Regions from separate parts of the Mus musculus genome. Here region 1 is linked to region 2. The links are chromatin contacts, found by POLR2A ChIA-PET in ENCODE. All regions are on one chromosome and are shown on one strand. Each heading gives the region's core, a stretch centred on a gene start or an enhancer-like site at or near the end of the contact. The rest is flanking DNA. Distances are from core to core; before and after follow the strand shown.

Region 1 (5,629 bases), core at 1,852-4,351, 65 kb before region 2:
AAAAAAAAAAAAAAAAAAAAAAAAAAAAATCAAACAAACAAATAGCAACAGAAAATTAGCAGCAACAAAGGTAACATAAAGCTACTTTTCATTTTTATTTAGTCTAATCTTTCCTTCCCTCTATTTCCCTCTTTCCTCTTTTCCTAACTCTTTTTCCTTCTCCCCTCTCCCCTTTCACAGTTCTACAGGATACAGAAAAATTCTGAGCTCTAGAAAAGTATCCTTAAACAACACCTCAACAGCTCTTCATATTCAAAAGAGTGTGTATGAAAAATTTAAACTCATTTTATGAAGATGGCCATCACTTATAAAAGATAATAACAACATCGAGGTTCTAAGTAGCCAAGGTCAATTTTGAACTTCTAATCTTCCTGCTTGTATCTCCCAGTTGCTGGAATTACAGGGTGTTACTTCCCAGTTGAAATATCATACACAAACCCACAAGTATATGTGAATATAAACATATATTTATGTACATATATGTATATACACATATTTTCATGTATATGTATATATTATATAATTTATATATTATATAATTTTAGGATGCCTTTCCCTAAAAATGATATGAGCGTTATATTTGGTACATTAAATATGGCAAAACATGGCAATGTATTTTTGAGCTAGGGATACAGTTAAGTTGATAGATTCCTTTCCCAACATCTAAAGAGCAGGTGTGTCATCGTCCGGAATCCTTACATGGGAGGAGGAGGCAAGATAAGTATGCATAGCAGTTCCCACATGGTCTAGCGGTTAGGATTCCTGGTTTTCACCCAGGCGGCCCGGGTTCGACTCCCGGTGTGGGAAACTCATTGTTTTACGAATGATCCTAGTACTTGATAAAGGACTTCAAAGTGTTCTTAAAGCTGTAGAGTTTGAGACACTATGTCAGCTCCTTTCTTAACGGAGCAAGGAAAATACCTAAATAAATGAGAAAGGCAATATGTGTATTATACACAGTAGTCTAAGGTGTAGGAATTTCTTTATAAGCACATGATGTTTTATCATTAACAAAGCATTTTTCACTTATCTAGTTCCTTGTTGCAAATTCTTGCTGGATTTAGCTTTCTGGTTTCACAGTAGGAAAAACTGAGTGGGAGATTTGCTTGATTTGGATCACTAACAGGGAGGGAAATTAGAGCTCAATGTATTCTTTCCTTATGATCTCAGACAGGGAGAAGAAGACAACATGAGTAATATGAGTAAAACCATTTTGGAGGTGGATAAAGAACTTTAGCAACGGACCACACTCTGTTAGGGTGTCAATCCTTAGGCATTAAACCACGAAGCTGTTCAGAGCATCTAAGATGCTCACCACAACCTTACGTAAACGTGAAAATACGTTTGGATTTGGAGAATGAACACGATGATTCTCCCCAAAGTGAGAGTCTCCGCGCGGAGTGACGAGGCGACACATCCCGTCTGTACCCACCAGCCACTTTGAGGTATACGGCGGCCTCCTCGAAGTCGTCGTTGTCTTTGAAAAGGCACCGGTACTCCCCCTGGTCTGAGACCCTGACATCTCGGATCAGCAGAGTAGCGCGGCCGTCTAGAAGCCCGGCTGTCGCCAGCGTCGCCCTCCCGCGGTACTCCGTCATCTGCTGGCCCTCCTGCTCCTGGCCATCCCGGTATAGAAGTACCGCTGTCGACCTCGTCTGTCGAAACCACAGCAGCTCCATGTATTCTGAGCTCGCGTTTGGGGAAAAGCCACAGGTCAGCTCGGCATCTGAGCCCACTAGGGCCAACACTGGCTCCTGAGGTGCGGTCACATCGAAGGGAGCTGCTGTAATAAACAAGGTCAGATAGGACGATGGGTTGGGATGGAGGACCTACCGGCCAGTCTCCTTGTAAAGAAAGGAACTCGGGGTGGCTGCTATTTCTTTTCTTCTGTTTATTTTTCAGACTGGATCTCATAAATCCCAAGGTGGCCTCCAGCTCACTATGTAGCCTTGAGCTCCTTGCCCTCAATTCTCAAGTGCGATCATTACAGGGGTGCACCACCACCACACTTAGCGTTCCAATTCCTTTGATTTAAAGGAAAAACAACTAGGCGCTCCCTACGTAACCCTGGATGCTCTGGCTATCTCTATGTAGACCAGGCAGGTTTTGACCTCAGAAAAATCTGCCTGGGCCCACCTGGTGCTGCAATTGCAGGTGTGTATTACCTCCCGCAGTGGGTTTCCTTTGAACTCACTGGATTGTGGTGAAGGTCCCCCCACCAGGAGCCAAACCGGGTCAGAGGTATTTATTTATAGGGACCTTCCAACTTTGCGAGAAAGAGAAGGCTAGAACAGAAACTTACCCGAATCCAGCGTGGGCAGCTGTAGGACAGTGAGGGTGAGCAGACAGACCAGGAGGCAGGAGTTGGTGGGAACTGCCATCTCTGAGCTAACTGGGGCAATGAAGCCCGCCAAGAGCTTCAGGCTGGGAGAGAAACAGTCAGGAGGTAACTATGGGTTCCGCAAGCGCCCTGTTCTCCACCAGTTTCTTCCAACCTGGAGGGCTCTGTATTTCCCCTACAGGGTCATTTTCAGTCCATTTTACAACAGCGCCTGCCCCATACCCTTCCTCTGTACGTCTGGTCCTCCAGCCCTCGACTGCCTCCAGAATGGAGCCGCGAGGCACAGTTGTAGATAATGAAGAAATCTCCTCATTTACAATAACAATAAAACAATAAAGTAAAATCGAATCGAGTGGGATACTTTGTTATTCGTGTTTAGAAGTGATAATGAAGATAAAGCCACGGAGGTAGAAATGGAGAACATGAAATGAAACGAAGGAGGAGAGAAAGACAAGGTGTGTTTCTCAACTGTAAGCCCAGCAGCTCTCAGGAGGGTGATCTCTGGGAGTTACACCGTGAGGTACATACAGTCTTGACAAAGTCTGAGAGAGAGGGGAGAGGCAGAGCTGAAGAGCTTGAGGAACAGAAAGCCTAGTACAGAGAAGAGACAAAGAGAGCTGAGCTGAGAGTGAAGCACCTACCGATTTCGACAGACCCAGAGGAAAAGGGAGCCAGAGCCACAGTGATCAAGTGAAAAGGGCTGCTTGTCACCCCGGGGCCAAAGAGAGAGCTCTTCAGAAGGAAGAAGGCTGTGTGCTGTTAGAGAAGCCTGCCCACAGGTGGCCAAGTGTATTTATTCGGGGTGGGGGGAGGAGCAGCCTTTTAAACATGTGGACTACAGATTAGTGGTCAGGTAGTTTGGGTTCATCCTCCTCCCCTAAGAGAACGATATATGCATTAAAGAGCTGTACCGAATATAGGGAATGGGGACAAAAAGAAAGAAGACTTGAGCAACTGAAATGAGTCATGAGGCCATCAGCCTGTGAATTTAACTCTGTGGCTTCAGTTCTTTTAACCCAAGTTCATGGGGGGGGAGGGGGGGGCGCAGGCGGGGGTCATTGTAAGTTTAAGGCCAGTCTGGGCTTCATAGCAAGATCCAGACTTGCAAGAGCTACATATGGAGAACAAAACAAAAGAGAGTGGGGTGTTTGTTACTTTTAAGAAAAAGACTAATGTTACTAATACCTTGTTTGAATTATGCCAAGTTGGAAAAGTATTAGACACAAACAGTATTGGAAACAAAACAGGCAAGAGAATAGGAGCCCAGAAAGTAAATTACTTTGTCATTACATCTGTGAATAGCTAAAGAGTGAGTCCACAATGGCTGCAGCTCTCCCTCCCTGATCTTTTCCATGAGACACCTTCAGGAATGTGGGTGTGGGTGGCAGGAGTCCACTGGATGTCCACCTTCAAGGTATAACTGCACAAGGACCTGGCGCTTCACCCTGCCATCAGTCATGAGATCAGCAATTTCTTATTTGGTTTTGAATTTTCATTTATTACTGAAAAAATGCAAAGATAAAGAAAAAAAACAGTTTTATCAATGATTGTTTCTATGCTGTACATAAATATAAAATAAAATTTAAGAACAATATATATCAGTTCATAGTGATAAGTTCATAGTAAGTTTTCCTGCATAGTTCATAGCATAGCTAATACGCATATATTTGCGAAGATTATGAGATTTCTAGTTCTTTTTCTAGTATAAAGACTGCACTTCGGGGGGAGGGTATGGAGGACTTTTGGGATAGCATTGGAAATGTAAATGAGGAAATTACCTAATTAAAAAAAAAAAAAAAAAGAATGCACTTGGCATTTGGTAGAAGGTCCATCTAGCATTCATGAAGCCCTGAGTTAGATCCCAGCACTGCTTAAAATCAGGCATAGTGGCTCCTCTAAGCTACTTGTGACTTTGCTAGGCACTATACATGGTATCCTTCGATAGCTCAGTTGGTAGAGCGGAGGACTGTAGGAGTATTCGACCTGGAAATCCTTAGGTCGCTGGTTCGAATCCGGCTCGAAGGAGGTCTGTTTTTGTAACTCAGATAGATCGATCTACCATGTCTGTTTGTTTTACTAGCCTGTAGCAAACAGTAAGGGCAAGATAAACTTTTTTTTTTTAAACGCACAGTAAAACAGACATGCTAACACATGCTTCTATTCCTAGCATTCGGGAGGCAGAGGTAGGAAGAGTTTGAGGCCAGCCTGATCTACAGATCAAGTTCCTGGACAACTAGAGCAATGCAGTGAGAGCCTGCCTGGGAAAAAAAAAAAAAAAGGAAGAAACAAGAAAGAAAAGGAGGAAGAGGAGGAGGGAGGAAGAAGAAGAAAATAGAAAAAAGATATGCATTTTTATTTGTAGCTCTTTGTTTCTAACTATGATAACTACCCGATATGCTGTTTGATCCAGTTCCATGAATAAAGCCATTGACTCAAAGGGCATAAATATATATGTTATCAGTGACCTTCCCTACAATATTAAAAAGATCATAGCATCCTAAAGAGTGTCCTTCAGGCCTGCAAGCAACAAGAGGTATTATCTTACATGCTTATATGAAAATTAGTGAAATTTAGTATCATCATTATCACCTTTGTGGTGTAACAAGGCTGGGCATTTCTCTTGGATTAGCTGACCACTCGGTAAAATCTAGACTGGAGTCCTCCAGACCAGTCGCTGTCTATTTTGAGGTCTGGTCTTCTTTCTGTGTGGACTTTTTAAAAATTAAAGTTAATAATTGTATTATATTTGAAGTCTGAGGAGATGGCTTAGAAGTTAAGAGCGCTGGCTGCTTTTGCAGAGGGCCCGGGCTCAGCTCCCAGCTCCCACATGGTCCGTAATTAAAATTCCAGGGGCCTCCCAGGTATCCACACACACATGACAGACTAACATGCATCCACATAAATGAAAAATAAATTAAAAACAAATTTTAAAGTAAGTGCTTTATATTTTTGACAACATTTCTTCTCAATTTTATTTAATTTTTAAAAATTACTATGATTAAGAACAAAGCTAGCTACTCTCGTTGGCCTGATTGGCTGCTAGGTTGTGTGCTGTTCCCAAGCACAAATCTGATTTTATTACTTCTTTGCTTAATATTTTCTGCATGCTGAGGACTGGCATGAGGACTGAGAATGTAACAATCCCTGTGTATCTGAATGCTATCCAGAAATGCCACACTCATCTCCTTCATACCTACAGGAAATGCATATTATCAAGATAGCAGTTTCAGAACTTTACTCCGAACTCTTGCCTCATCAGTTGTGGGCAATTTGTATTTTAAAATGACG
Region 2 (5,645 bases), core at 1,104-3,603:
GCTTACACAGATACCCAAAGATGGCATTGAGTTGGCTTAACCACTTGACTTGGCAGAACAGAACAGCTTTTGCTTGCTTGTATAGATATTAAAGGTCTTGTTATTTTCCCCCTTGAAACTCCTCTTCCCATAGCCTTCCTTCATGGCAATCTCACAGTTAGCTCAGAGATTGTATGTATTGCACTTTGTAATTATAATCAGATTGACTGTATGGTCTTTCCCCAGTGGCTGCACACTCCATAACACTGGGGCAAGGCTATGGGAGCAGAACTTCTCTATTTAATGTTCAGTTCTGTGGGTAAGGGCCATGGTAATGACCCTTAGCCATACACTGAAAATGACAATTCGGGAATGTCCTCATAGCTCCTGGGTAGTAATTTTATTCTCCATCCCTGAAGCAGGGAGTGACTGTGACCCATGCTGGCAGTGTACTTAATGTAGCATTTAATTTATGACCAGTAAGCATGTGGTCACCAGGCAACCAGTTCCCTGGAACTATTCGAACTCCTGTTGAACAGACAGTACTAGACTGCCATAGCTGATGCACACTCCTGTGGCTTTCAGCTGGAGTGATGGATGTCTGACACCATGGAGGAGAGGACAAGAGAGCCTTCTCCAGTCTTCTCCTTCGTGACAGTCTTTTCCTGTATTGTAGTCTTTCCTGTAATCCTAACTACACACGCATGTAGTTACGGAAGGACTTCCCCAAGTCACTGAACTGGTGGGTAGTTATGGGGCTGAGATCAATTTTATTCTTGCAGCTCATAAAGTAGTTCTTAAAAAAAATTTTCACTTTTTTTTTTTTTTTTTTGGTTTGAAGCAAAAAAAAAAAAAAAAAAAAAAAAGGCTGATCTTTACCTTTAACCCCCTCTGAGAAGAAATAAAGTCTTCCATCTCTACAGCCTAACAGGAGAGAGGCCTTTGGATTTCTGTTTTCTGATCCAGTGAAAAACTATTTTAAGAAGACACAGTACAGCTTGTTGGCAGAGGCAAGAGGAGCATTTCAAGGTCACTCAAAACAAAGTAACCCAAAATATCTGTACTGATTCTAGACTACTTACTATGTTTTTTTTGTGTTTTAACTTCTAGGACAGTGTGACATATAAAATTTGAACAGGAATCTTTACTGTGAGAGAAATAAAAAAAGACAGTGAGTACAAAACTTGAAAAATAAGCGTAGAGAATAGCAATAGCTTAGCAAAGATTTATCTTTGTGAAAGTGGAGACTAATGTCGGTAGCAGAAGTGGTTTTCTCAGTCAGACTTCAACTGAAGACCCCCACATCCTCCCTTAACTACACACACTTTTCTCAAAACACTACCTATTGTTGTCAAGATTAAGACTCTAGTAATTGCAAAGAATATCTATAGGGACTGATCAATGAATGTATTCCTACCACCAGACCCTTGAAAAATAAGGCTTTATGAATTATGTATAGAAGAAACTGAGCTCTGTTCCTCCACTCTTACACTTGTATTCACCTTCGTGTAGTGATTTTAGGTTTTATTGGGCAAAATAAATCTGACTTATTACCAAGAGAACACATGAGTTACCACTTGAGCGTCCATGTAAAAGTTCCAGTTCCGTTTTGCAGAGATCGATTTACCTCACGAACTTAACTTTAGGAGGAGGGAAAAAAGAAAAAAAAAAGTCCAGATAGCAGAGGATGGTTTCGATCCATCGACCTCTGGGTTATGGGCCCAGCACGCTTCCGCTGCGCCACTCTGCTACTTAAAGAGAGCCTTTCAAAATATTATACTTAACTTTATTTGCAGTTGGTGTTTCTCTACTTCATACAAAGGCCTGCAGGAAGGCACCTTCTAATTTTTGTCTACCTAAAGGCTAATATTTGTTGGGAATAATGTCGCTAATGAGTCAAAGAGAAAGCAAAATTTGGACTAGATCAGTAAACATTAACATACTAGTAAGTAATTCGACAAAGGAGAAAACAATACAGCGCGTCTTAGTGACCAACCACGCATTTACCTGCGCGAAGAGTTTGGGATCAGGTTTGTCCTTAAGTCGAGATAGTGGAAGAAATGGTGCTATTTTCTCCAGTGTTTAGTCCTTTACAGCCGAAAATAAAAACATGGGAAGCGAGACCTCCACATCAGTATTTGTGATCGCTTGGCTCACCAAAGATCTCCTGTCTTTCTAAATTTGTTACAAGTGACAAATATGTATTGCTAAAGAAACTGTTTAGTCTGAACTCGTTAAAATGGCCGGGAAGTCCGGAATGGGGACAAAGGACCCAGCTCAAGGAGCGAGTACAACGAACGTTGGTGACGTCACTAGGCATTGCCCATGCCAGGGGCGGGGCCATTGCAGGGGGTTTCAGTCTTCAATCAGGTCCGAAAACACTGCATATAAGTAATGTGCCTGTGCCTTCCACTCTGTTGAGGTTTTTTCTTCAGCAAGTACACCATGTCTGGTCGTGGCAAGGGCGGTAAAGGTCTTGGCAAAGGCGGCGCCAAGCGCCACCGCAAAGTGCTGCGTGACAACATCCAGGGCATCACGAAGCCCGCCATCCGCCGCCTGGCCCGGCGCGGGGGAGTGAAGCGCATCTCCGGCCTCATCTACGAGGAGACCCGCGGTGTGCTGAAGGTGTTCCTGGAGAACGTGATCCGCGACGCCGTCACCTACACGGAGCACGCCAAGCGCAAGACCGTCACCGCCATGGACGTGGTCTACGCGCTCAAGCGCCAGGGCCGCACCCTCTACGGATTCGGCGGTTAAGCGAATCTTGCTTCTGACCTACAAAACCAAAGGCCCTTTTCAGGGCCGCCCACATTTTCTTATTAAAAGAGCGAACATGTGTTTTACGTTTTGAAATGATTGTGCAACGTTAGCAGCGTTGTGTAAGTACGTTAATCGACTCACTATTCAGGTATTTACAATCCAGGTTGGCAAATTCTTAAATTATATTCGGGCAGCGTGCATTTATTGAAGTAGGAAGTATAAAGTTTTTTGTTTATATGGTGCAGGTTGCAAGGACAAAGCGCGAGAGCTAGCGGCTGCGCAGTTTGGGACTAGAGCGTGGGGCGGGCCTGAGTGCACAGCACCGACGGTGGTTGGCTGTTTCTGTGCTTTGGAGCGTCTGCGCAGACTGCGGAAATCCGGCGTGTCCTGGAGACCCATGCAGTGTGGGCTTTTCTGGCACTCACGGTGGAGAGGTGTTTACTAAAAAAGGAATGTTTCATTAAGGTTGGGCATTAGATAAAGTATTAAAAAACTGGTAGTTCTAATATGCAACTTTATGGGAACGTCCCGATTGTTAACATGTAGGAGTGCATTCGTGATGGATGTTTTAATAAAATCTAAGTCAGTATAGGCAGTTTTGATATTTTCGATGTGGTCTAAGTGTATCTTCAGGAATTTGGTTTCAGCCAAGAGTGATAAGATTTTAGAGTACTGTACACCGAAAGTTTGGGGCTAAATGTCTCCAAAAACAAAACAAAACGAAAACAAAGAAACCCCCCAAAAGTCAAAAGAAAAACTCGACAGAAAAGATGCTTTTCTTCATGGCCAGCAATCTACTTGTATGATTATACTATGAAATCACAGAAATTCAGGGTGTTAATGTGATGTTTATTTAACACTTTGTGTGTGTTACTAGGTGAATGAACAGTTTACAGGATTTTGGGTCTCCTTCCACCGAGGGATCCAACTCAGCTTAACAGGTTTTGCAGAAATACTTTTCCTCATTGTTCAGCCTTCTGACTGTTTCTCGTCATCGTCATCATGATACCACCACCACTTTTTTTTCTTTTTCTTTTTTGAGACCGTGTTTCTCTGGGTAGCACTAGATGCCCTTGAACTCTGTGGACCCGGCTGGCCTCGAACTCCAGATATACCCTTGCCTCTGCCTCCCGAGTGCTGGGATTAAAGACCTACCCCAGCACCTCCTGTTTCTCATCTTTACTTTTAAAGATTAGGGTTTCTGTGGGTAAGCGAAAAGTATCATATACTAATGGAGGTTAAGAAGTTGTTTGAAGAAGAAAATAATCTGAGGCTTGAAAAGAGTAATCTGAACACAACATGTGTCAGCAACTGTTCTGAGTTCTGGAATTTATAAGTATGAATAATTTAAATGTATATGGGTGTTTGTGCACCATGTGCCCAAGAAGGCTAGAAGAGGGTGCTAGATCCCCTGAAACTGGGGTTTAAGGCAGTAGTGAGCCACTATGTATGTGCTGGGATGGGCCTCAGGTGCTCTGGAAAAGCAGCCAGTGCTCTTAATGAGTGAGTGAAGGGTTCCTTGTTCATTTTGTTGGAGTTTGCTCTCATTGAGGTGGGAACTACGGTAGGGGTTTGAGCTGAGAACAGGCAAGACCTGAGTTAAATGTCAAAACAATGAATATAGATGTTTGATGAAAACTAGTGTCAAGGAAAAGTAGTAAGGAGGCTTCTACAACTATTCAGTTTGCGGAGGACATTGGTTTGGATCAGTGGTCTGGGCTATGAAAAATAGGTTCTGTGTATGGTTTTGCAGGTTTAAGGTCTACCTTTAAACAATTTTAATTTTAATTTGACCAAAAATGGGACTATGGGCAATATTAAAAGTATTGAAGGTTGGAGCTAGAGGTGCCTTGATGGTAGTTTACTGCTTTTGCAGAGGACCAGAGTTCAGTGCTCACTATCTATTTGGGTGGCTCACACCAGTTCCAGAGGATCTATACATACAAAGACATGCACATACTTAAAAATAACTCTTTAAGAGAAAGTATTAAAATTAAGAGAACAGTTCTCTGTATAATTTTAAATATAGTCTTCAGCCTACTCAAATACTAGGCTGAATGCAACCCAGACGCTATTGTCTCACAAAGGAGCAAGTTTTCCCTTTTATTTAGTCTTTTCCTAATTAATTCTTGCTGTCCTTCTGGGCCTTAGTAACGGACTTCTTGGAGCCCTTCTTCAGGGCGGGAGCGGACTTGGCGGGCTCAGGCATAGTGAACAGAAAACAACACCAAGAAAAAAAAATATTAGCCCTTGTTGCAATTTAAATAAAGCTGTGGCTATCCTTTTAGAGTCCTGAAATATTATGCGTTAACTATCCAATCAAAACAAGGTTTTTTCATATACAAGCTACCATTGGTTTAGGTAAAACTCTATGTGTAGCCAACGAGATCACTCCGTTTTCGCGCCAGAAGTTGAGTATTAGAATGGTGCTGTGGCTGCATCATTATACGCTGAACAGATCCTGACAGCAAGGTACCTACAATGTCTGGACGCGGCAAACAGGGTGGCAAGGCTCGCGCCAAGGCCAAGACCCGCTCCTCCCGGGCCGGCCTGCAGTTCCCCGTGGGCCGCGTGCACCGGCTGCTCCGCAAGGGCAACTACTCGGAGCGCGTGGGCGCCGGCGCCCCGGTGTACCTGGCGGCCGTGCTGGAGTACCTGACGGCCGAGATCCTGGAGCTGGCGGGCAACGCGGCCCGCGACAACAAGAAGACGCGCATCATCCCGCGCCACCTGCAGCTGGCCATCCGCAACGACGAGGAGCTCAACAAGCTGTTGGGCCGCGTGACCATCGCGCAGGGCGGCGTCCTGCCCAACATCCAGGCCGTGCTGCTGCCCAAGAAGACCGAGAGCCACCATAAGCCCAAGGGAAAGTAAGCCAGTGAGCTAAGTTTTTTTTTTTTTTTTTT

What was found. ChIA-PET counts read pairs that join two places held with the same protein, here RNA polymerase II (POLR2A).
Region 1: POLR2A ChIA-PET joins it to region 2 with 16 read pairs in embryonic stem cell. The contact joins the promoter of Btn1a1 here to the promoter of H4c8 in region 2. POLR2A ChIA-PET finds 5 or more read pairs at or near these places in 4 of 5 experiments (Patski and embryonic stem cell).

The regions. Positions count from the first base shown.
Region 1 is chr13:23,462,800-23,468,428 of GRCm38, forward strand. It overlaps Btn1a1 (butyrophilin, subfamily 1, member A1), which reads right to left and starts at 3,102. Exons shown (of 8, transcript NM_013483.3): 1 at 2,983-3,102; 2 at 2,303-2,424; 3 at 1,433-1,783. The coding sequence starts at 2,381. Gm52036 (a long non-coding RNA gene) reads left to right here and starts at 1,625. Exons shown (of 2, transcript XR_003950563.1): 1 at 1,625-1,797; 2 at 1,903-2,689. It overlaps n-TYgta8 (a tRNA gene), which reads left to right and starts at 4,277; the gene lies at 4,277-4,366. It overlaps n-TEttc5 (a tRNA gene), which reads left to right and starts at 736; the gene lies at 736-807.
Region 2 is chr13:23,528,691-23,534,335 of GRCm38, forward strand. H4c8 (H4 clustered histone 8) reads left to right here and starts at 2,354. Exons shown (of 1, transcript NM_153173.4): 1 at 2,354-2,788. The coding sequence starts at 2,425. The coding sequence ends at 2,736. Gm11335 (predicted gene 11335) reads right to left here and starts at 2,238. Exons shown (of 2, transcript NR_167693.1): 1 at 1,987-2,238. It overlaps n-TMcat9 (a tRNA gene), which reads right to left and starts at 1,729; the gene lies at 1,658-1,729. It overlaps H2ac10 (H2A clustered histone 10), which reads left to right and starts at 5,185. Exons shown (of 1, transcript NM_175661.3): 1 at 5,185-5,645. The coding sequence starts at 5,221. The coding sequence ends at 5,613.